2 separate regions of the Homo sapiens genome follow, and region 2 is linked to region 1. A link is an interaction called in ENCODE POLR2A ChIA-PET data of the cell type or tissue named here. Cell type or tissue: GM12878. All regions are shown on one strand. Each heading gives the region's core, and the rest is flanking DNA. Links, peaks and the distances in the headings are about the cores only.

The links. ChIA-PET counts read pairs that join two places held together with the same protein. Peaks named below come from ENCODE experiments on the same cell type or tissue, not always from the same donor. Only the 100,000 strongest peaks of a DNase experiment are listed, where the experiment ranks them.
Region 2: POLR2A ChIA-PET joins it to region 1 with 8 read pairs; 2 of 35 experiments call an interaction of 5 or more read pairs at or near these places.

What each region holds. Positions count from the first base shown.
Region 1 is chr1:31,600,878-31,613,462 of GRCh38, forward strand. No RefSeq gene overlaps it. Among named protein-coding and RNA genes, the nearest start is that of HCRTR1, 11 kb to the right of the region's middle. RefSeq lists an enhancer at 4,382-5,581. In GM12878, for the core only: no CTCF peak of the experiment used is centred there; a DNase peak (open chromatin) is centred at 5,174; H3K27ac peaks cover 998 bases.
Region 2 is chr1:31,184,616-31,197,200 of GRCh38, forward strand. NKAIN1 (sodium/potassium transporting ATPase interacting 1) reads right to left here. Exons shown (of 7, transcript NM_024522.3): 2 at 3,435-3,572; 3 at 632-712. Among named protein-coding and RNA genes, the nearest start is that of NKAIN1, 49 kb to the right of the region's middle. In GM12878, for the core only: no CTCF peak of the experiment used is centred there; no DNase peak of the experiment used is centred there.

The DNA of each region.
Region 1 (12,585 bases), core at 1,957-9,956:
AAACATGTGGGTATTATTTCTCTTTGTCACCAACTCTTAATGGTATTTTGACCAGAGAGTATGGTGTGTATCACTGTGATTCTTGAAATTAAGACTTGCTTTACTGCCTGGAATGTGGTCCATGTCTGTAAATGCTCCATGTGTACTTGAGAAGAATAAGCATTGGGCGTTGGATTCTCTTTATGTCACTAAATCAAGCTTGTTAATTGTGTTGTTCAAATTTTCCATACCTTTACTAATTTTTTTACTGATTAGTCAATCGATAATGAAAAGAGGTGTTTTGAAGCATCTCACTTCTAAGTGTGTATTGTCAATGTGTTATTTTTGGCTTGTCTCTACCATGTTGCTTTTTGTTTTCAATTTGTCCCACTTTGTGGTTTCCTTCTTGCCTTTTTGAAAAGTAGATTGAGCTTTTGTTTGTTTTCTTATTTCACCTTTCTGTCTACTGATTTGGAAATTATTGACTCTATTCCTATTCCTAGAGTAGGTCCCCTTAAATTTTTGCACTGCACACTTAACAAGGCCTAAATTTAATATTCCAACCCTATTTCCAACAATACAAGGTCCTTGGGAAACTCCAGCTCCAATGGCCACCCCCTTCCTCCTTACATTCAAATTTCATTTTAGTCCTGTCCCTTTTGTTTTCAGCCCCCCAAATTGCCATCATGATTATCATTATGCTATACAATGTTTGTTTAGGTTTATCTCCATGTTTATCATTTTTATTTCCTCAAAACTTGTTCTTGCATCTCAGGTATCTTTTTCGATCATTTTTTTCCTTTCTGAAGTATATATTTAGACATTCTTTTACTGTAAGTCTGTTGGTAGATTTTTTTTAAACTTCATTTTGAGATAATTGCAGATTGACATGCTGTTGTAAGAAATAATACAAAGATTCCTTATACCTCACATCCCCTTTCCCTCAATGGTAACATTTTGCATAAATATAGTGCAATAGCACAGCCAAGAAAATGACATTGATGCAATCTACTGATCTTATTTAGGTTTTACCAGTTTTATACGCACGTGTGTGTGTGTGTTTGTGTGTGTGTGTGTGTGTGTGTGGTTCCGTGCAATTTTAGCACATGTAAACTTGTGTGACTGTCATCACAGTCAAGATACAAACTATTCCATCATTGGAACTGGTTACCCTTTTATAGCCACTACTACTTCCCTCCCTCCAACATCCCAACCCCTGGCAACCACTAATCTGTTCTCTATCTCTATAATTTTTGTTATAACAAGAATGTTATACAACTGGAATCACAGTACACATAACCTTTTGGGACCGTCTTTTGGCTTTTTCTCACCCTGCACAATTTCCTTGAGATCCATCTAGACTGTTGTATCGACAGCTCTTTCCTTTTCATTGCTGAGTGGTATTCCATGGTATGGGTGTACCATAGTTTGTTTAACCATTCATATACTAAAACACTGGGTTGTTTCCAGTTTGGGGCTATTACAAAGAAAGCTGCTATGAACATTCATGTGCAAGTTTTGTGTGAACAAAATGTTTCATTTCTCTGGAATAAGCACCCCAGAGTGCACTCACTGGATCATAACCCTTTGCTTTTTAAATTTGCAAATGACTTTAATCCTCATTCTTGAATGATAGTCTTTACTGGGTGCATGTTTCCGAATGAACAGTTTTTTTCCCTAGGAATTTTGAAGATATCATTCTTCTGACTTCTATCTTTAAGGGCTATTGTTGCAAAATCTGCTGTCTGCCTAATTGCAGTTCCTTTGCACATAATCTATTTTTCCTCTCTGGCTGTCAATAGCTTTTATTCAGCTTTGGCGTTTTCCAGTTTCAATTCAATATGTCCAGGTAAAAATGTCTATTCTTCTTGTCTTTCAACAGCCCTCCATCTTTTCTATTCCCTCTTTCTGGAAATTTGCTTAGTAACATGTTAGATCCTATTATTTTTTCCCCTGTATCACATTCTTTTCTATTTTCCATCACCTTGTCTCTCTCTATTGAATTCTGGTTAATTTCTTCATATCTGTCTTTCAGCTTTCTCTTCAGCTATATCTAACCTACTGTGCTTTTCAAATATGTATATATATATATACATATATATATATATATATTTTTTTTTTTTTTAGGTGGACTCCCTCTTTCACCCAGGCTGGAGTGCAGTGGCATGATCTCGGCTCATCACAACCTCTGCCTCCCAGGTTCAAGTGATTATCTGCCTTAGCCTCCCGAGTAGCTGGGATTACAGATGCCTGCTACCATGCCCAGCTAGTTTTTGTACTTTTAGTAGAGACTGGGTTTCACCATGTTGGCCAGGCTGATCTCAAACTCCTGACCTCAAGTGATCCACCCATCTCGGCCTCCCAAAGTGCTGGGATTACAGGCACGAGCCACCGTGCCCGGCCTCAAATTTTTTTAATTGTGAAATACAGCACAATATGGAAAGGCATATCAAATACAATTGCACAGCTTAAATAACAATTATAAAGCAAACATCTACATAATCCCCCAGGTCATAAAGTAGAAGATGATAGGCACTCCTAAAAGCTCCCTGTGTATATCCCATCACAATCCCTTACTTTCTCTCTTAAAGGAAACCATTACCCTGACCTTATGGTAATCATTGTCTTGCTTACTTTTTATGGCTTTGTCCTCTGTGCATGCCTAAAGATGTGTTTTAACCTGTTTTTGGATTTTATATAAATGGAATCTTACAGTGTGTATTATTTTTGTCATGCTTTCTTACTCTACATTGCATTTTTTAAGATTTATTCTTTTTGTTATGAATAAATATCATATGTTTATTTTCACCACTGTATACTATTCCATTATATGAATATAACACAACTTACTCATACATAGTTTTGTTGATAAATATCTGATTGTTTCCAGCTTGTGGCTATTATAATGTTGTTTCTCACCTGATACTCAGCCCAGACACCAGGTTTTCTTTCTTTTCTTTAATTTCAGTATCTCATTTTCCTTTCTATTGTCTCTATTTAGTTGTTTTTTTCCACATCTACCTCATCACTTTTTTTTTTTTTTTTTTTGAGACAGTGTCTCCCTCTGTTGCCCAGGCTGGAGTGCAGTGGCATGCATGATCATGGCTCACTGCAGCCTCTACCGCCTAGGCTCAAGCAATTCTCCCACCTCAGCCTCCTGAGTAGCTGGGACCACAGATGTGTGCCACCATGACCGACTAATTTTTTTTTATTATTATTTGTAGAGACTAGGTCTCGCTATGTTGCCCAGGCTGATCTCAAACTCCTGGGCTCAAGCAATCCTCCTGCCTTGGCCTCCCAAAGTACTGGGATTACAGGTGTGAGCCACTGTGCCCGCCCTGCCTGATCATTTTTTAGAGTATCTTTTTGCTTGCTCATTTTCGTAATTTGATGTTATATTTACTAAAATATTTTATTCACAATTATGGTGTTTTATATTCCATGTTTGATAAATCCAATATCGGAAGTCTTTGGGGTCTAAGTTTATTATTTATGGTTTCTAGCTGGCTCTCAGTCATGGTGACTTGATTCCTTGGGAGTTTTGTTAACAGTGTGATACAGGTATATACTTCTCTTTCTTCCACACGGAAAACCAGTTTTCCCACCACCAGGTATTGGAGGGAATTGATTTAAATGCCACCTCTGACATAGGTTGAACTTCCAGTCTGCATAGCTCTGTTTCTGAGCTTTCAGCTCTATCTCATCCAGTTATTTGTACATCCCTCTACCAATACCTCCCTGCCTTAATGACTTTGGTTGTATACATCTTGTTATGTGGAGGGTGATTCTCCTCGTTTTGTTAATTTTCTTCAAAATTACCTTGGCTACTCTTAACTATTTGTTCTTTCATATGACCTTAGGATAAGCTTGACATGTTTCCCAAGATATTAATTTTAAAAAACTCTTCTTTGAACCTCTTATTGAAAGTAAAATAAATTTATAGGTTAATTTAAAAATAACATCTTTACAATTAAGTGTTTTCTTCTATGAGCAAGTTATACTTCTCCATTTATCTGGGTCTCTTGAATGACCATCAAGAAAGTTTTAGGCCAGGCATGGTGGTTCATGCCTGTAATCCCAGCACTTTGGGAGGCTGAGGTGGATGGATTGCTTGAAGTCAGGAGTTCGAGACCAGCCAGGCCAACATGGTGAAACCCCGTCTCTACTAAAAATACAAAAATTAGCTGGGCATGGTGGCAGGCTCCTGTAGTCCCTGCTACTCAGGAGGCTGAGGCAAGGGAATCTGTTGAACCCTTGAGGCGGAGGTTGCAGTGAGCCGAGATCGTGTCACTGCACTCCAGCCTGGGCAACAGAGCAAGACTCCATCTCAAAAAAAAGAAAAAGAAAGTATAATTTTCTCCATAAAAATATTGCTTATCTCTTAGGTTTATTCCAAGATATCCCATAGTTTTTTTTAATGCTTTTATAAATGGTGTCTTTTATAAATAGCATTTTATGTTTGTTGCTTAACAGCTGGGATGTGTTCCGAGAGAGGATTTTATTGTTGTGTGAACATCACAGAGTGTACTTACCCACACTTAGATGAGATAGCCTACTACAAGTACACCTAGACTACGTGGTACAGCCTGTTGCTCCTAGGATACAAACCTGTACAGCATGTTATTATACTGTTACTGTAGGCAATGCAATGGTGAGTAGCTGTGTATCGAAAAATATTTAAACATAGAGAGGTTACAATAAAAATATATTATGAAAGATTTTTAAATGGTACATCTGTATAGGGCACTTACTATGAGTGAAGCTTGCAGAACTGGAAGTTGCTTGAGTGTCAGTGAGTGGTGAGTGAACGCGAAGGCCTAGCACATTACTATACACTACTGTAGACTTTATAAACTGTACACTCAGGCTACACTAAATATGTTTTTAAAATTTTCTTTAAAAATAAATTAACCTTCGCTTCAGTAACTTTTTTACTTTATTAAAACTTTTTGATTCTTAAAAACTTTTTGCCAGGCGTGTTGGCTCATGCCTGTAATCCCAACATTTTGGGAGGCAGAGGTGGGAGGAGGCCAGCCCAGATCCTTAGCTGTCACAGTATTGTGGATGCTGGCAGAAGACTTGAGAGTCTTGGGTCAGAGACAAAGGACTTTATTACTCACAGCCCAGGAAGTAGCATCAGTTTCATGTCTGAGTCAATAGTTTCACTTGCCCCCCAAGTCCCACAGTGATGTTGAGGGCAGTGGGGGTGGTATAGACAGATGACGCACATTCAATGAGTTTGCATAATAGCAGAGGAACCCTGAGTTTAGGGAACTGAAATCCCTGATCTCTGCTACTGTAAAAGTTATCAGAATCAAAATGGAGTCACTTCTGTTAAAAGTGACAAATAGAGCTGGAGAAGGTCATGAAGAGACAGCTCTCACGCACAAGTTGCCCAATCACAAGAACTATCCCAATTAGCCAGGCGTGGTGGTGCATGCCTGTAGTTCTAGATACCTGGGAGGCTGACGCAAAAGGATCACTTGAGCTTGGGAGGCAGAGGTTGCAGTGAGCTGTGATGAAGCCACTGCACTCCAGCCTGGGCAACAGAGGGATACCCTGTCTAAAAAACGACAACAACAACAAATACTATCCCAAAAGACTGCAACAACCATCACAATCTTACACACAAAATACTGCAAGGCTATCTGCTCAGAAATTGCCTGTCCAACCTCAGACTAGTGCCGTCCTTATTGTTGATCCTTGTAGCCAAGGATAATTATCTTGAACAATGATGGAATCCTCCTCATTTTTCCCTCAAAATCTTTTGCCTTTATCTCCATGAATATGCATATAGTATACTATGGCACACATATTCCCATTGCAATGCCTATTCCCGAATAGATATCATTTTCTTTTAGAGAGCCTCTTTCTCTGTTTTTTAGGTTGACATCACAAAGGGAGACATTATTAGGCCGGACAGTAATCAGTCTCCTGTTCAAGAAGGACACACTAACTATATGTTCCAAAGATGGTTGATATACCAACATCCTTGAAGACAGTCCAGAACAAAAGGGCAGTTAGTGCCTCTGTGTGCAGGGCATCCAGAAACGAACCAGACCCATGGAAAATTCTTTCTCAACATGAACCTTCTCAACAGTTTTAATAGTTTGTCTGTAGAATCTCTTAGATTTTCTATGTAGACGATCACATGATCTATAAATATAGATGACCATTTTATTTCTTCCTCTCCAGTGGTTTATACCATTTATTCCTTTTTTTTTTTTTAAGACAGAAGCTTGCTCTGTCACCCAGGCTGGAATGCAATGGCATGATCTCAGCTCACTGTAACCTCCATCTCCTGGGTTCAAGCAATTCTCCTGCCTCAGCCTCCCTAGTAGCTGGGATTACAGATGCACGCCACCACCACCTCCAGCTAATGTTGTATTTTTAGTGGACATGGGGTTTCACCATGTTGGTCAGGCTGGTCTCAAATTTCTGACCTCAGGTGATCCCCTCATCTCAGCCTCCCAAAGTCCTGGGGTTACAGGTGTGAGCCACTGCACCCTTCTGATAACCAAGGTTTTCTGGGCCAAGCTCTCAGCTTCCTGCTCCTTGGTCCGTAAGAAAAATTCTCTCTTCCAGTAGTCTCTTCAGCTCCTGCAAAAACTCAGTCCACTCTGTCAATGAGGCCAGACATACCAGGACTCCAAGAGTGGTCAGGAGAGGCATGACCGAGGCTGTGAGCCCATGACATGGGGCGTGGGATCAAGTCATGCTTGTTAGTAGGTAGTGAGGCTGTGACGGGGTTCAGCTGGGAAGACTCTAGCTCTTGTCCTCCACTAAGGCCCCCACTTTATATCATCAACAATAAAAGGGCTATTGTTCTTCCATAACCCGTATTTTGCTTTCTTTCCCAGCATGTCAGAATCTGGGTGAGGAGAAAAAGGACTATTTAAAGGAGACCCCCTTGAAAACTGGATATCCATATACCGAAGAATGAAACTAGACCCCTATCTCTCACCATATACAAAAATCCAATCAAATGAGTTAAAAACTTTAAGACCTCAAACCATGAAACTGCTGCAAGAAAATTCCCCAGGACATTAGACATAGGAAAATATTTCTTGAATTATATCCCACAAGCACTGGCAACCAAAGCAAAAATGGGCAAATAGGAATACATCAAGTTAAAACAATTCTGCACAGCAAAGGAAACAATCAACAAAGTGAAGATACAACCCACAGAACAGGAGAAAATACCTGCAAACTATCCATCCAACAAGGGATTAATGACAAGAATATATAAGGAGCTCGGCCTGGCGCGGTGGCTCACGCCTGTAATCCTAGCACTTTAGGAGGCCAAGGCGAGAGGATTGCCTGAGCTCAGGAGTTCAAGACCAGCTTGGGCAACACGGTGAAACCCCACCTCTACTAAAATACAAAAGAAATTAGCCGAGCATGGCAGCGTGCGCCTGTAGTCCCAGCCACTCGGGTGGCTGAGGCAGGAGAATTGCTGGAACCCAGGAGGCAGAGGTTGCAGAGAGCTGAGATCAGCCACTGCACTCAGCCTGGGCGACACAGCAATACTCCATCTCTACAAAAAAAAAAAAAAAAAAAAAAAGGAATATATAAGGAGCTTAAGCAACTCTATAAATCTAATAATCTGATTAAAATGGGCAAAAGACCTGAACAGACATTTCTCAAAAGAAGACATACAAATGGCAAACAGGCATATGAAAAGTTGCTCAACATCAGCAAACAAAGTTATCCCATCTTCATTCCACCTGCCTTGTTCCAGCTGCTGGCGGCCGACAGGATGGCATCCACCCACATTGAGGGTGGGTCTTCCTCTCTCAGTCCACCAATTCAAATGTCAATCTCCTCTGCCCACACCCTCACAAACACACCCAGAAACAACACCAGCCATCTAGGCATCCCTTTATCCAATCAAGTTGACACCTAATATTAACCATCATACCATACATAAGTACATAACAATAAAGTAGCAAGAAGATGCCACAAAAATTGAGATGTGGTATAAGAATAACAAAAGTTTAGAAAATACTCAAGTAAAAGCCTAGTGAGTAACAAGCCAGTATTTGCCATCAACACCCCACCCCCTAACAAATGCAGACATCTGGAACATACAGGGAGGGGAGAGATTTTTAAAGAGAGGGAACAGCTTTCTAAAAAAATTAAGTCATCTTGGACAGTCACAGTGGTTCACACCTGTAATCCCAGCACTTTGGGAGGCTGAGGCAGGCAGATCACCTGAGGTCAGGAGCTCAAGACCAGCCTGGCCAACATGGCGAAACCCCATCTCTACTAAAAACATAAAAATTAGCCGGGCATGGTGGCACGTGCCTGTAGTCGCAGCTACTCAGGAGGCTGAGGCAGGAGAATTGCTTGAACCTGGGAGGCGGAGGTTGCAGTGAGCTAAGATCGTACCACTACACTCCAGTCTGGGCGACAGAATGAGACTCCGTCTCAAAAAAAAAAAGAAAAAAAAAAGTGAGTGATATTTTTCCTAAGGACTAGAGTGCCTACAGGGAGTGTTGATGTCTAGAGTAAATCCCTCCTTATGTGGCCCAGGGTGGAGGCTGGAGTGTCTGTTTGTGTATCTGCCCTCTGCCACATACCCTAAGCCTGCTGGTTCATGCTCACCAACTCAGTCAGTGAAAGGACAACCTAAAGACATTTTCAGACATGCCAAGATTCAGAAAGCTTTCCTTCCATGCACCCCTTTTAAAAATGTTATTTGAAAATATACTTGAGATAAAGGGACATAATTCAAGAAAGAGAGACATAACAGATTCACAAAACAGTGGAATTAACCCAGTAGCACAGTGAATAGAAATACCAGAGGTCCATAAAGCCATCCATCAAAATTAGAACAGGAAGTCAGAGGGTTTGGAGAAGAACGTCTTTAGGAAGAAAATGGGCTTCATTCAACAAATAATGTAATTAAGAAGCTGGAAGATTTTAATGACTTGACTTAAAAGGCATATGTTTCTTCTCTCAAGGAGAAAAGAGGAAAGCAATTAGAAACTTCATGAGAACAAGAAATTGTGTAAGAAAGTCATGGTCCAAATATGAAGTGAATTAAAATGTCTTATGACTCTGAATAGCTGAGGGAGTGGAGGAGAATAGACTTGAGCTTGAAGCCTGGATCATTTCTCTTTGAGCAGTATTTAAACTGTGAGATTATAGTTCCTTCTCTATGTGTCCCAGGATTCTATTTGGCTCTGTAGAGAATAATGTTTATATAATCATAATATTGTTTAAGAACACTTTATTGATTTTCAATATTTGAAATTCAGAGATAGACAATACACAAAACTAGAACATTTTAATTATGGATATAGAACTAGATGCAAATGTAGCAGTTTAGCAAAAGGAATTAGGAGAGAAAGCAAGAGTGATGTCTCGTCTTACACAGTGGGGAGTTAACAGATAGTGCATGAAATTAATGGCACAAGAAAAAACAGCTGGAAATATTTGTATCTAACCAAACTCTGGAGGGAAGTTACCTTTGCTAAGTTCATCTCTTTTCTTTCTTTTTCTTTTTCCTTTCCTTTTTTTTTTTTTTTTTTTTTTTTTGACAGGGTCTTGCTTTGATGCCCAGGCTGGAGTGCAGTGGTGCAATCACAGCTCACTGCAGCCTCAATCTCCTGGGCTCAGATGATCCTCCCACTTCAGCCTCCCAAGTAGCTGGGACTACAGGCACCTGCCACCAAGCCCAGCTAATTTTTTGTATTTTTTGTAGAGATGACGTTTTCCCATGTTGCCCAGCCTGGTCTTGAACTTCTAGGCTCAAGTGATCTGCCAGCCTTGGCCTCCCAAAGTGCTGGGATTACAGGTATGGGCATTACAGGTGTAAGCCACCACACCCGGCCATAAACTCGTCTTTCATAGTAGGAATTGTTTCCGATGCTGTTAGTTCTTCAATAACCACCCCTTCCTCTATCTTTAGTCACAGAACTCTTACATCTCAGCTGGACACCACCTGACATGGCTACCCAGACAAAAATTATATTTCCCAGCCTCCATTGCAGCTACATGTGATCAGGTGACCAAATTTAGGTCAACTTGATGTTAGCAGAAGTGATGTGCCTTTCCACTTAGTTGAATTATGGACGTGACCAGCCATCTCTGACGTAAGTTGAGAGTTTTTTAATTTTTGTGACAGAGTCTTGCTGTGTCACCCAGGCTTGAGTGCAGTGGCATGATCTCGGCTCACTGCAACCTCTGCTTCCCAGGTTCAAGTGATTCTCATACCTCAGCCTCCTGAATAGCTGGTCTTACAGGTGTGTACCACCACACCTGGCTAATCTTTGTATTTTTAATAGAGACAGGCTTTCACAACGTTGGGCAGGCTGGTCTCGAACTCCTGACCTCAAGTGATCCACTCACCTTGGCCTCCCAAAGTGCTGGGATTACAGGTGTCAGCCACTCCACCCAGCCTAGGCCAAGAGTTTTGCCATAAATATTATAATAGTAGCTAACAGTTATATACATGCTAAGTATCCATCAGGCACCTTTCAAAGTGTTTTGCATGTATTAACTCATTTAACCCAATGGGGATATGTAGTCACTTCCTATTGCTGCTGTAACAAATTAACCACAAACTTAGTGGCTTCAAGCAACACAAAGTTATTCTTCTACAGTTCTGGAGGTCAGACATCTAAAATCAGTGTTTCTTTCCTTCTGGAGACTCAGGAAAATCCATTTCCTTGCCTTCTTCAGCTTCTACAGGTCACCTGCACTCCTTGGCTTGTGGGCCTTTCCTCTTATCACCACGACCACTTGCTTCCATCCTCACATCTCCTATCACTACTCTGACCTCTTGCCTCCCTCTTATAAGGATCATTGGATTTCATGGAGCCCACCCAAATAATCCAGGATAATACCCCCAACTCAAAATGTTTAGTTTAATCACTTCTGCAAAGTCCTTTTTGCCACGTAAGGTAACATTCAAAGATTCTAGAGATTAGGACTCAGACATCTATTATTCTCCCTACCACAGATGGGTACTATATCATCCCCTTTTACAGACAATGAAACTCAAAATAGAGAAGCTAAATAGCATGCCCAGGATCACACAGCTGGTAAGTGGCAGATCCATGGTTTAAACCCATACAATATGGTCCTAGAATCTGTTCATGTAACCATGATACTCTTCTATCCTGGCAGAATTCTGGCTTTCTGATGACATTGGAGTTGCCTGACCAGCCCTGGAGAGAGAAATACACCTTTTTTTTTTTTTTTTTTGAGACCAAGTCTCATTCTGTCGCCCAGCTGGAGTGCAGTGGCATGATCTCGGCTCACTGCACCTCCGTTCCCTGGGTTCAAGCGATTCTCCTGCTTCAGCCTCCCGAGTAGCTGGGCTTACAGGCACAAACCACCACGCCCAGCTAATTTTTGTATTTTTAGTAGAAATTTTTTTAGTGGAAAACTTTAGTAGAATTTTTTTATTTTTGTACTTTTAGTTTCACCATGTTGACACCAGGCTGGTCTCAAACTCCTGACTTCAAGTGATCCACCCGCCTTGGCCTCCCAGAGTGCTGGGATTACAGGTGTGAGACACCTCGCCCAGCCAAGAAAAACACTTTCAACTTTCAAAGCCACTGTCATTTGGTGGGGCTCTTTGTTACAGTCACTATATTCAAATAAGGAGTCAATAGTAATCCACAGAAATAAAAATAATGCTTTTCATTTATTCTGAATGGTTTGAATATTTTACAAGGAAAATGTGTTATTAATTTCAAATCTGCTTAAGTTGCAGGACAAAACTGCCGACCTGTCTGTGTCGCACCTGGGTTAAACCCTCCCATCATCTTTGGGATAGATTGAGTTCAAGCACCTCAGCCTGCCCTGGAGGCCAGCGTTTCACCCATCTTTTTGTTTCTCATTGCTCCTCTTCATGGGTACACTCTCAGGCCAAACTAGTATTTGTGGCATACTAGCTTGCAGCAGGCCTTTCACCATGTCCACCCCATGCCTGTGCTCATGCTGTCCCCTCTACCCGGAATACTGCCCCTTCTTCCTCTCCCACTCCTGCCTAGCATGTCTCATTCAAAGGCTAGCTGTGAGCTCCTGTTCACCCCTCAATACCTAGCCCAAATTGCCTCTGGAAATTTTTTCTGTTTATCTTGGTCTTTCTCTGCCCTGCTAAATATTTTCCTTAAATGTCTGGTGATCCAGGTTATAGTTTGAAACCCCAGCTCCCCACCTTTCCCACCACACACACACACACACACACACACACACACACACACACACACTTCCCAGGAAGAACAGGCCCCTCCTCTTTCCTTCCCCCACTTGTGTGTCCCTGTGTCAAAATAATCATACCAGCACACATTTACTATGGCCATTGTTTATTACTAATATTATTTATTATTTTAGGGTTTAGATCTTTTGCAGCCCCCAGCACCAATACATGGCTAAAAACAATACCAAATGCCACTTAAGTGTCACGATGTCTGACAAATGATGACCACTTGGACTTCTTAAAATGTTAAATTATTTTTAAATATGTGCATGTGTATGATTATGTCTGTCTGTGCCAGGACCCTTAATTTAGCCACATCTGCAAAGCCCCTTTTGCCATGGAACATAGCCACATGTTCTGGGGGTTAGGACGTGGACATCTTTGGGGGC
Region 2 (12,585 bases), core at 2,031-10,030, 420 kb before region 1:
CTTGCCCAGGGTAATACAGCTAGAAGGTTTTAGAGCTGGGATTTGAATCTAGCAGGGTCAAACTACAAAGCCAATGCTCTTAAATTCACATATTTTGCCTCTTTTATATCTAAAAATAGAAGTTGTGTCTCTCTGGGCTTGCTCTTATTCAAGCGAAACAGTCCTACTTTCTTGGTCTGCTCAATCTTCCCTGAACAAACTCTAACTAGTCTCTTTCCCTTCTGAAAAATATTGATCAGAATTAACCCAAATCTTTGTGGTCTAAGCACTACAAAGCGCATGGCATTTTCACCTCCCTTGCTCTGAATACTCTACCTCTATTAGCGGGGCCTAAGAGTAGCTTTCTGGGCTCCCACATACTGTTGGTTTTTACTGAGCTTGTGATCAACTGGGACCCCTGGCTCATCTTCACATGGACTGCTCTTCAGCCTTATCTGCTCCATCATTGTGTTTGAGGAAGCCAGAAATAAATTGTGTAAGTAGGAAATGGGGCACACAGATTATTTGGGCATGTAAGGAGAGAGAGACTTCTTCGAGACATGATGCTCTGGTCCTATACCACAGTACCCTTAGGGCAGGGGATGGGAATGGTCAGGCTCTGCCCTATGGCACTGCCAGGTCTGAGGCTTACCTGGGACAGCTGTCCAACCTCCAAGTAGAAGCAGATGATAAATGCATTCCAGCCAACCCAGAGCACCAGCCAGGCTGCATACTGGGGAAAGCAGAGGTGGGATCAGGGTGGGGCCTGGGGAGTGGGGGATGGGGAGTGTCAATGGAGACAGAGCTCAGGGATGAGGAGATCTGGGCAGGGGAAATTATGAGAATACCTCACTCAGAGAGCACAGTGTAGCTTACAAATCATTTACACACCCATCAGGCCTTACAACAGCCCTGCAAGGTCAGCACTGCCCTCTTTTAGAGAGAACTAACTTAAAACTGAAAGGAAGTTTAAGGTTTCTAAGATCACACAGCTAGGAGGAGGTAGGGCTGCCACTCAAATCAAGTTCTCTGATAGCTAATCCCATCCACTGTGCTAACAACATCCTCTAGACCAGCTGTCTCTAGAATACTGGAATCATTCAAGGATGTTTGTCAAAAATGCAGATTCTTGGGTCCTACCTCTAGACCTACTGATTCTGAATTTCTAGGGATGTTTAAAAGGGATTGCTTAAGCAATCCCTAGGAGATTGTGACTCAGATGACACTTTCAGAAACATGTTCCAGGTGGTAAGCCACTAGAGGGCGAGGACTCTGACTGCCTGGCTCACCACTGCAATGCCAATGCCTAGCACAGAATAGCTGGATGAACCCATTAAGACTATAGGAAATGGGCCAGGTGCAGTGGCTCATACCTGTAGTCCTAGCACTTTGGGAGGCTGAGGTGGGCAGATCATTTGAGCTCAGGAGTTCAAGACCAGCCTGGGCAATATGGAGAAAACCCATATTTAAAAAAAAAAAAAAAAGAGGCCAGGCGCAGTGGCTCACGCTTGTAATCCCAGCACTTTGGGAGGCCAAGGTGGGCAGATCACCTGAGGTCGGGAGTTTGAGACCAGCCTGACCAACATGGAGAAACCCTGTCTCTATTAAAAATACAAAATTAGCCAGGCATGATGGCACATGCCTGTAATCCCAGCTACTCGGAAGGCTGAGGAAGGAGAATCACTTGAACCTGGGAGGTGGAGGTTGTGGTAAGCTGAGATCATGCCACTGGACTCCAGCCTGGGCAACAAGAGCGAAACTCCGTCTCAAAAAAAAAAAAAAAGTCTTAATTCTTTTGTGTTTTTTTTTTTTTTTTTTTTTTTAAGACAAGATTTTGGTCTGTCACCCAGGCTGGAGGGCAGTGGATGCTGGGAACTTTAGACCAAAAGAGACAGGAGGTTATCCTGCAGCCTTGTGCCTGAGTATGTGTGTGACATCTTCTCACATGGCTGTGGCTGGAGTCTGGGTATAAGGGAACCAGGGCAGGTGGAGGCAGGATCATGGATGGGGCCTGGAGAAAGGCTGGGGTGAGCAGACCAAACTGAGACCCCAAGCATAGAACGGGAGTCCAGCCTGGGCCCTGGATGCCCTCACTCCATCACTTTCCTCCCTCCCTTCCTTGCTCTATAAATTGTACTTGAATGACACAGGTCAATGTGCCCCGCTCCAGCAATCTTTCCATCTGTCTGGAAGGAGAGGGCTGGGATGGGAGGGACTGGGAGCAGCAATGCTGGAGCAGCAATGCTAGGTCAGCACTGAGGCCCCTGGGCCCCTCAGTTTTCCCACATCCCGAATGTGGCCACCTCTGGGGAGAACAGCATTCCACCCACGGTAGTGAGCTGGAGAGGAGGTTAGGGTCGATTTGAGACCTGGATGCTTCTACCCAAGTCCTGTGCCTGCAATTCTAGTGGCTGTCACCTGGCAGATAGTGTTGTTGACAGTGGTGTCTGGGGCTTTCCTGAGAACTGGAGAGAAGTGTTCTCTTATGTCAGATGAGAGAGAGCCTTGTTAGGGTCCTGTTCACCTGGCTTCTGGGAACTGAGCCTGTGGAGGTGGGGAGAGAAGTCCTAGAATGAGTGTGTGTGGGCTCTGGAGGCAGCATGACATTGCATGTCATTGTGATTGTAGGTGTCAAGCATGTATGTAGTAAATCTAGTGAAAAGCCTTTTCCCTCAAGAGAGCCATGTGAAGAGGTCACTGAGGAACAGCAGGGAATATGGGTGAATCTAGCTGAAAGCAGGAGTTTGACAGAGACTATCAGGGACCAGGACTTGGGAAGAGGCTGTCGGGGAGGAGGAGAGAGACCCAGACTCCTGGGGCTGGAGTGCAGGGAGGCACTGACCTCAAAGCCACACTAGCTGCTCCAGAACACATCCTTGATGTACATCGGGCAAGAGAGACAAATGCCAAGCCTTCCTGAAGCTTCTTGAGAAACTAAATAAGATGAAGCCCATCCCTCCTGTGTCCTTGCGCCCACCCCTTCCTGAGGCCGTGTGGTGCCGCAGCAGGAGCCTTCACTGTTGATCTGATGTTCTAATCCTGCCTTGCTTTCATTAGCTGTGTGACCTTAGGAAGACTCGCAACCTTTCTGAGCTTCAGTTTCCTCATCTGGAAAATGGAGCTGTTAAGATCTACCTCACAGGGCTATTGTAGACATGAGATGAAGCATGTGAAATTTCGCAGCGTGCCTGGCACGTGCCAGGCACTCACTACATGATCCATTTTGTTTATATTTGGATTATTTCCCTAAAAAATTCTTCAGGAAAAAAAAAACCCTTGTCTCCTCTGAGCAAAGAAGCATGGGGCTGTGCACATTCACCCCATCTTGTTTTGGGTGGAGCCAAGACCAGTGCCCCAGTGTTGGGGGGCAGTTCTGGTTTTGAGGAGCAGGGAGGGGTGGAGTGGGCAGGGGTGAGGAGAGGAGTTGGCTTGGGAAGGGGCTAGGTGAGCCGTACCAGGATGAGGTACCGGGAGCGGTACTGCACGGTGCCAAAGATGCCCAGGATGACTGCCATGATGTGCAGGAAGTTGGCTAGGATGGGAGCCCACTGGTAGCCCAGGAAGTCAAAGATCTGCCGCTCCAGCGCAGCCACCTGTGGAAGAGACAGGCTGAGGCCACTGTCACCCCCCTGAAAGGGAAGGACAGGGATTCCTGCTTGACCTTGGGGAGCAGGTGGCACCAGTTACCATGGTGATGAGGCATAAGCCTCAGAACAATCCAGTCCTTCACTACCAAAGGGATGCTGGGGGGTCCTTAAGCCTGATCATCACTTTGGGGTGGGCTGAAAGGTGATAGGAGTGAGGGTTCAGAACACCTTCCTCCCTGCCAAGGAGGCCCTTCCCTCTAGCGGCTCAAGCTCCTGCACCTTCTCCATGTGGAGAAGATGGTGGGATCAGAATCCAGACTGCCACCCCTAGCCTTGGAGGGCAAGGAAGTCCTGGAGCCCGAGTCACCTCTTCCAAGGATCCCCATCTGGAGCTTGCCCTGGCCCATGGCATTCCTGGGCTACAGAGAAGGAATGCTTTTCACTCCCCTTCCCTGAAGGAGCTGGAATAGATTGCAAAATTGGCCTCGAATCCTCCTCTTCCTATTTCCATGCTCTTCAGTAGTGCCCTTCCACACTAATGCTGTGCTTGCCCATGCGACTTGCTTTGCCTAAAGGGACTTTGGCAAACACAATGCAAACCATGTTTGAAAAAGGCTTGAAAAATGCATGCATCCAGTCTGGGCAACCTGGTGAAACCCCGTCTCAACAAAAAATACAAACCATTGCCAGGTGTGGTGGTGCGCACCTGTAGTCCCAGCTATTCGGGAGGCTTAGGTGAGAGAATCTCTTGAGCCCAGCAGGCGGAGGTTGCAGTGAGCCAAGATCATGCCACTGCACTCCAGCCTGGGCGACAGAGTGAGACCCCGTCTCAAAAAAAAGAAAAGAAAAAAAAAAAACGGCGTTCATTGGAGCTTGCCAACTTGCTTCACTTATAACAAGACCACCTTGTGAACAAGCCCCAGCTGACCTGCTGGAGGATGAGAAGCCACGGGGAGGAGAGCGAAGGCACCCCGGCTAATAGCCCATCAGCCATCAACCATGTGAGCGAGGCCATGCTAGATCACCCCGGGTCACTAGCTGACCACAGACACATAGCCCAGACCAGAAGAATCTCCCAGCTGACCCACAGAATCATGAACTAAATAAAATGGTCGTTTATTTTTTATTTCTAAATATTTATTATCATTATTTTTAAACAGAGTCCCGCTCTGTCGCCCAGGCTGTAGTGCAGTGGAACTATCTCAGCTCACTGCAACATCCACCTGCCAGGTTCAAGCAATTCTCCTGCCTCAGCCTCCCGAGTAGCTGGGACTACAGGCACCTGCCACCATACGCAGCTAATTTTTGTATTTTTAGTACAGGCAGAGTTTCACCATGTTGGCCAGGCTGGTCTTGAACTCCTGACCTCAAATGATCCACCCACCTCAGCCTCCCAAAGTGCTGGGATTATAGGCGTGAGCCACTGCGCCCAGCCAAATTTTGCTTTAAAGAACCACCTCCTACCACTCTGTCCACATGGCTTGAGTGGGGCTGACTCATTTCTAGTTTCTGGGGTGGGCAGGTAAGCCAAGTCTAGCCAAATAATCAAAGACAATGATGAATTTAGGGATAGGCGCTCACCCCATGCTCTGCCCCTGAGAATCACCCTAGATATTTGCTGGAACAATCAGAACAGAGCTGCTATCCTGCCAGGATACCTGAATGGGTGTGGTGTGAGCTTGGAGCTGTTGGTGGCTGCCTTGGCCACCTCAGGTGGATGGCCCGCCTGAGGAGAAAGCCATAGCTAAGGTACAGAGAGAGTGTGTGTGGGAGGAAGACTGAACACACAAGGGAATGTCCTGAGCCATCTTTCAGGCCTCTGAATACAGCCATGCCTAAAGCTGGTTCTCCCTCCTTGTCCTGCTGATTTTTGTCATTTGCAACAAAGAGTCCTAACTACAACAGAAGAGGAGAGAAGAGGGTCTGGCTGGGGAGGGGGAGGGAATATTCAGATAAAGTGAGAAGATATAAGAAGCCTTTTTCCAGGCAGGGAGGCAGGAGGAGGTGGAGCTGATGCTACCACACAGATGGCAAGGCTTGGGCAGAGACCAAGGAAGCTGCAGGCTTGGGTAAGGTGGTGAGGGAAGCCTGGTGGTGCCAGGCCCAACCTTGGCATTTACCCACTTGGCACCAGCCTGCCTCTTGTCGGTGACTCCCCTCCCAGGGATGTGCAGATTGTAAAGCTCATCTCTCACTGGATGCTCCTTGGCAGAAAGGCAGAGCTGGAATCATTATTTCATTTTGAGGAAAGAGAACATGAGGCTCAGAGAGGGGAAGTGACTTGTCCAAGGTCACACAGCAGGTTGGTGGCAGAATAGGCCTTTCTCAGCCACCTGTCCCATCTTGGCACCACCTTTTCCCATCTTGGCACTGGTAAGGGAGTCAAGAGGTGTAAATTGTGGTGGGAAGTCTGCCTCTGACTCCTGGGTGACTTTGGGCAGCCCACTTTCCCCGCTGGGTTTGGGGCTCCTCTTCCATGCATGGAAGTCACTGGACTAGGTAATCTCCAAGGGCCCTTCCAGCCTTGACTTCCATCAGCTGCTGGCCTTGGGGGAGAAACTCCCCAGGCTTGTCCAGGGGCCTCTGCCACGGTCTCTGTCTGCTGCTCCTATCCCACACTTCCTCCACTCCACTCTTCCTCCTTCCACCCTGACTCTGCCTGGCCTTGGGAGCCTTGGTGTTCTGGGGTCCAGCTTGATGTTCTTGACTCAGCTGTTACCTGGCCCTAAGGGAGAAGGTCTCCATCAGAGGACGGAGGAGGCTGTGACAGAGCAATCCAGGCTCATGGTGCAGCTGAGGAGGCACCCTGCCAAATATTTCCACCTAAGGCTGGGCGCAGTGGCTCACGCCTGTAATCCCAGCACTTTGGGAGGCCAAGGTCGGCGGACCACTTGAGGTCAGGAGCTCAAGACCAGCCTGGCCAACATGGTGAAACTCCATCTCTACTGAAAATACGAAAGTTAGCTGGGTGTGGTGGCACATGCCTGTATTCCCAGCAGATTGGGAGGCTGAGGGAGGAGAATTGCTTGAGCCTGGGAGGCAGAGGCTGCAGTGAGCCAAGATCGCGCCACTGTACTCCAGCCTAGGTGACAGAGCAAGACTCTGTCTCAAAAAAAAAAAAAAAATCCACCTAAGAGGTGATATCATCTCCAGCCAAAGTGGTACCCACTCAAACCCCCTCTGTTCTCTGTGACCTTATTGATAGAAAACAGAGAGAGGTTTTTTTTTTTTTTTTTTTTTAAAGCAGTAGCAGATTTGTAGTCATTTAAACTCAGATTCAAATTCCAGCTCTGCTGTGTGACTTAGGGCAAGTCACTTTCCCTCTCTGAATCTATTTCTTCAACTATAAATAGAGAAGATAATCCCTCTCTTGAGAAGTTGTTGTGGGGATATAGAGATATCACATAAACTAACAGACAATTAGACTTGATACATAGTGGCTAATTAATAGAAGGCTTAACAGTCTAAGCTTCTTAGTTTGGCACCGAGGGCCCACTAGGATCTGGCTCAATCCTGTATTTCCCATCAGCTCCTGCCCCCAAGAGGCTGTAACAGCAGTTAAAGTCCTACCTTCATTTGCCTTTGCCTTATTTTTTATTTTATATTTTATTTTGAGAAAGAGTCTTGCACTTTTGCCCAGGTTGGGGTGCAATGTGGTGATCACAGCTCACTGTAACCTCAAATTCCTGGGCTCAAGGCATCCTCCTGCCTCACCTCCTTAGTAGCTGGGACTACAGGCATGTGCCATCACATCTGGGTAATTTTAAAATATTTTGTAGAGATTGGGTCTCACTATGTTGCCCTGAGTAGTCTTGAACTCCTGGCCTCAATTAATCTTCCTGCCTTGGCCTCCCAAAATGCTGGGATTACAGACATAAGCCACTGCGCTGGGCCTCCCTTTGGCTTTATCCAAGTCCTCCTTAGTTTTCACAGTGTAGCTCAGTTCCCTCTTTTGGTAGGAAGGCCTCCCTGACTGGCCCACAGGTGCTGCTCTCTCCACTTGACATGGAGTGGGGGCTGTTCTTCCCATTCTCAGCATGGCTCTGGCCTTCCTTCATCCTCACACCCAACAATCATTCACTCATTTATCTATAACCAGCTAGACCCATTTATCCATCCATCCCACATCTGACATGCCCTCACCCAGCCAGGGTTCATCACTTATTTATTCACAGAACGTTTAGTCTATGTCAGGCTTTGTGCTAGCTCCGGGATGCAGAAGTGAAGAAGTTGGGGTCCCTGCCCTTTGGGAACTCAGGACCCACTTAGTAGAGGAGGGGAAGGAAATCAGTACAAACCGGGGTATTCAGGGCTATGACCCAGGCCTGGAAAAGGCCGTCTCTTCCTCCGATGGTGAGTGCAGATTTAAATGAATTTTTTTTTTTTTGAGATGGAGTCTCGCTCTGTCGCCCAGGCTGGAGTGCAGTGGCGTGATATCAGCTCATTGCAAGCTCCACTTCCGGGGTTCACGCCATTCTCCTGCCTCAGCCTCCCGAGTAGCTGGGACTACAGGCGCATCCCACCATGCCCAGTGGATTTTTGTATTTTTTGTAGAGAACAGGGTCTCGCCCTGTTGCCCAGCCTAGTCTCATACCCTCCTGGGCTCATGTGGTCCACCCACCTTGGCCTCCCAAAGTGCTGGGATTACAGGCGTGAGCCACCATGCCTGGCCTAAATATATCTTTTAAAAAATTTAGATGTAGCCTGGGTATAGTCACTCATGCCTGTAATCCCAACACTTTGGGAGGCCAAGGCCAGAGGATGGCTTGAGGCCAGGAGTTTGGGACTAGCCTTGGCAACATAGTGAGATCCCATCTCTATTAAAAAAAAAAAAATCAGATTCAGTGTCTTATAAACAATCTCAATTTTATTTTATTATTTATTTTTTTATTTTTTTATTTTTTTGAGACGGAGTCTCACTCTGTCTCCCAGGCTGGAGTGCAGTGGCGTGATCTCGGCTCACTGCAAGCTCTGTCTTCCAGGTTCACACCATTCTCCTGCCTCAGCCTCCCAAGTAGCTGGGACTACAGGCGCCCGCCACCACGCCCGGCTAATTTTTTGTACATTTAGTAGAGACGGGTTTTCACCATGTTAGCCAGGATGGTCTCCATCTCCTGACTTTGTGATCCACCCGCCTCAGCCTCCCAAAGTGCTGGGATTACAGGCGTGAGCCACCGCGCCCGGCAACAATCTCAATTTTAAAGTTATTATTTTTTATTAGAAAACCAAGTCAAGGCCGGTGCAGTGGCTCACACTTGTAATACCAGCACTTTGGGAGGCCAAGGTGGGTGGATCACGAGGTCAGGAGTTCGAGATCAGCCTAGCCAACATGGGGAAAACTCGTCTCTACTAAAAATACAAAAAATTAGCTGGGCGTGGTGGCACGCACCTGTAATCCCAGCTACTCAGGAGGCTGAGGCAGGAGAATTACTTGAACCCGGGAGGTGGAGGTTGCAGTGAGCTGAGATCGTGCCCTTGCACTCCAGCCTGGGTGAAAGTGCGAAATTCGGTCTCAAAACAAACAAACAAACAAACACCAAGTCAAATATTACAGGACTTCTGCTTGTGTAGCAGTTACATGCAGCTAATTAACAAATAATAATAAGAACAAAATAAGAGGAATACCTTTCCCACCTGGTTGCGTCAGCTCCGAAACACTAATCTGAGGGCTGTGGTGATTGTAAATCATAACCGGCCTTGCTGTGTCTTTGTTACTTAGAAGGCAGGAACTGTGCAGAGGCAACAGCAATCTACTCCTTTGCATAAATTGCAAATGCATGTGCACTGGGGGAAAAATTCCTTCCTTCGTTTGGAGATATTTTTACCTAGAGAGCTGCAAGCCAAGCCAAGATAGCTTCTTGAATCCCTCTCCTAAGTGAGCTGGGGTGAAAGTTCCTGGGGACAGTGGATACAGACTTCTCCCTGATCTCCCGCCAGGGGAAGGCTGGCCACCACCCCACTCAGTTACTTTTTCTAAAATACAAATCTCATCCCAGCCACACAGAATGAGCCCCCTGACTGTAATCCCAGAGTGACAGATGAGAACATGTCACCCAGGCCTCACATCTCTGTCTTCACCTGCCAATGCTCACAGAGGAAGCCCCACATTCCTGCCCATCAGTCCTCTCTGCCTTTGATCTCTGTTCTCCCCTGACCCAGCTCTTTCTTTTTCCTTTTTCTTTCCCTTCCCTTCCCTTTTTCTTTCCTTTTTTTTCTTTCCTTCCTTCCTTCCTTTTTTTTTTTTTTTTTGGAGTTTCACTCGTCACCCAGGCTGGAGTGCAATGGCGTGATCTCGGCTCACTGCAACCTCCGCCTCCCGGGTTCAAGTGATTCTCCTGCCTCAGCCTCCCGAGTAGCTGGGATTACAGGTGTGTGCCTCCATGCCCTGCCAATTATTGTATTTTTAGTAGAGACGGGGTTTCTCCATGTTGGTCAGGCTGGTCTCAAACTCCCGACCTCAGGTGATTTGCCTGCCTCGGCCTCCCAAAGTGCTGGGATTACAGGCGTGAGCCCCTGCACCTGGCCTGCTTTCTTTTTTCTTTTCATTTCCTTTCCTTTTCCTTCCTTCCTTTTCTCTCTCTCTCTCTTTTTTTTTTTTTTTTTTTTTTGAGACAGAGTCCCATTCTGTCACCCAGGCTGGAGTGCAGTGGCGGGATCTCAGCTCACCGCAATCTCTGCCTCCCAGGTTCAAGCGATTCTCCTGTCTCAGCCTCCTAAGTAGTTGGGATTACAGGCGAGTGCCACCATGCCCAGCTAATTCTTGTATTTTCAGTAGAGATGGGGTTTCACCATGTTAGTCATGGCTTGTCTCGAACTCCTGACCTCATAAGCCACCCGCCGCAGCCTCCCAAAGTGTTGGGATTACAGGCGTGAGCCACCGCGCCTGACTCTTTCTTTTTTTCTTTCTTCTCTTTCTCTCTCTTCTCTATATATTCCTTCCTCCTTTTTTTTTTTTTTTTTGAGTCTCGCTCTGTTGCCCAGGCTGGAGTGCAGTGGTGCGATCTAGGCCCACTTGCAACCTCCGCCTCCTGGGTTCAAGCTATTCTCCTGCCTCAGCCTTCCCAGTAGCTGCAATTACAGGCACCCGCCACCATGCCCGGCTTAATTTTTTGTATTTTTTAGTGGAGACGGGGTTTCACCATGTTGGCCAGGCTGGTCTTGAACTCTCGACCTCAGGTGATCCACCTGCCTCAGGCTCCCAAAGTGCTGGAATTACAGGCATAAGCCACCGCGCCTGGCCTTTCTTTCTTTCTGCCTTGCCTTGCCCTGCCCTGCCCTGCCGCCGCGGCTGGCCCCCGCCACCTGCACTCTGGATCCAGCTCCTCCTGTCTTCTCAGGAGCCCACACCATCCACAGTCCCTTCTCTCTTGTAAACATAGCCTCTCCCTCTCCCCAGATCCTTCTCACTGGCTCCTAACAAGCTCAAAGCCTCTCCCATTAAAAAAAGAAAAAAAAAGTGTCTGGGTATAATGGCTCATGCCTGTAATCCCAGCACTTTGAGAGGCCCAGGTGGGTAGACTGCTTGAGCTCAGGAGTTTGAGACCAGCCTGGGCAACATGGCATAAAGCCCCACCTCTACAAAAAATACAAAAACTCAGCCGGGCGTGGTGGTGCACGTCTGTGGTCCCAGCTACTTGAGAGGCTGAGGTGGGAGGATTGCTTGAGCCCAGCAGGCTGAGGCTACAGTGAGCTGTGATAGCCTACCTGTCTCAAAAAAAAAAAAAAAAAAGCTTCTTACCACCTTGCAGCTGATATCAGCCTTATCTATCTCAACACTCTCACCCCCAAAACTACATAAAAGGTCTCCATGGCCTTCCCTGCCACTCGATCTGCCAGAGTGACTTTCTGCTTGGCCACTGAAACAGTTCTTACTGAGGTCACTGGCGATCTCCTTGTCATTAAATTCAGCAGATAAGGCCGGGTGATGTGGCTCAGGCCTGTAATCCCAGCACTTTGGGAGACCGAGGTGGGTGGATCACTTGAGGTCAAGAGTTTGAGACCAGCCTGGCCAACATGGTGAAACCCCGCCTCTACTAAAAATACAAAAATTGGCCGGGTGCGGTGGCTCACGCCTGTAATCCCAGCACTTTGGGAGGCCGAGGCGGGTGGATCACGAGGTCAGGAGATCGAGACCATCCTGGCTAACATGGTGAAACCCTGTCTCTACTAAAAATACAAAAAATTAGCCAGGCGTGGTGGCGGGCGCCTGTAGTCCCAGCTACTCGGGAGGCTGAGACAGGAGAATGGCTTGAACCCAGGAGGCGGAGCCTGCAGTGAGCTGAGATCGTGCCACTGCACTCCAGCCTGGGCAACAGAGTGAGACTCCTACTCAAAAAAAAAAAAAAAAATAGAAAAATTAGCCGGGCATGGTGGTGGGCAACTGTAATTCCAGCTACTAGGGAGGCTGAGGCAGGAGAATCACTTGAATCAACCTCCACCAGGAGGTGGGAGTTGCAGTGAGCCAAGATCACACCACTGCACTCCAGCCTGGGCGACAGAGTGAGATTCCATCTCAAAAATAAATAAATAAATAAATAAATAAATAAATAAATAAATAAATAAATAATAAATTCAGCAGATGAATTTCAGTCCTCATCTTACCTGACCTCAATTGCCCTCTCTCCTGCCAGCAGCACTCTTTTCTGGCTTTTGCCCCATGGCACCGTCCCAGAGGCAGGATGACCTAGTGGTCAGGAGCAAAGCCTGAGTCAGAATCCTGGTGTGCTGGTTATTATACAACTCTTGGCACGGCACTAACCTTCCTGTGCCTGTTTCTTGGTTAACAAAATGGGTATGATTCACAGTATCTTCCTCATAGGGTTGCAAGAAGAGTCAGTATTATTTAAAATTATATTTTTCTGCAAAACTCCCTACCTCCCTCCTTCCTTTATTTTTTCCACAGTGCTTATGATTGGATTTTTACTTTTTTTTTTTTTTTTTTTCTTTTTGAGACAGAATCTCACTCTGCCGCCCAGGCTGGAGTGCAGTGGCACAATCTCGGCTCACTGCAAGCTCTGCC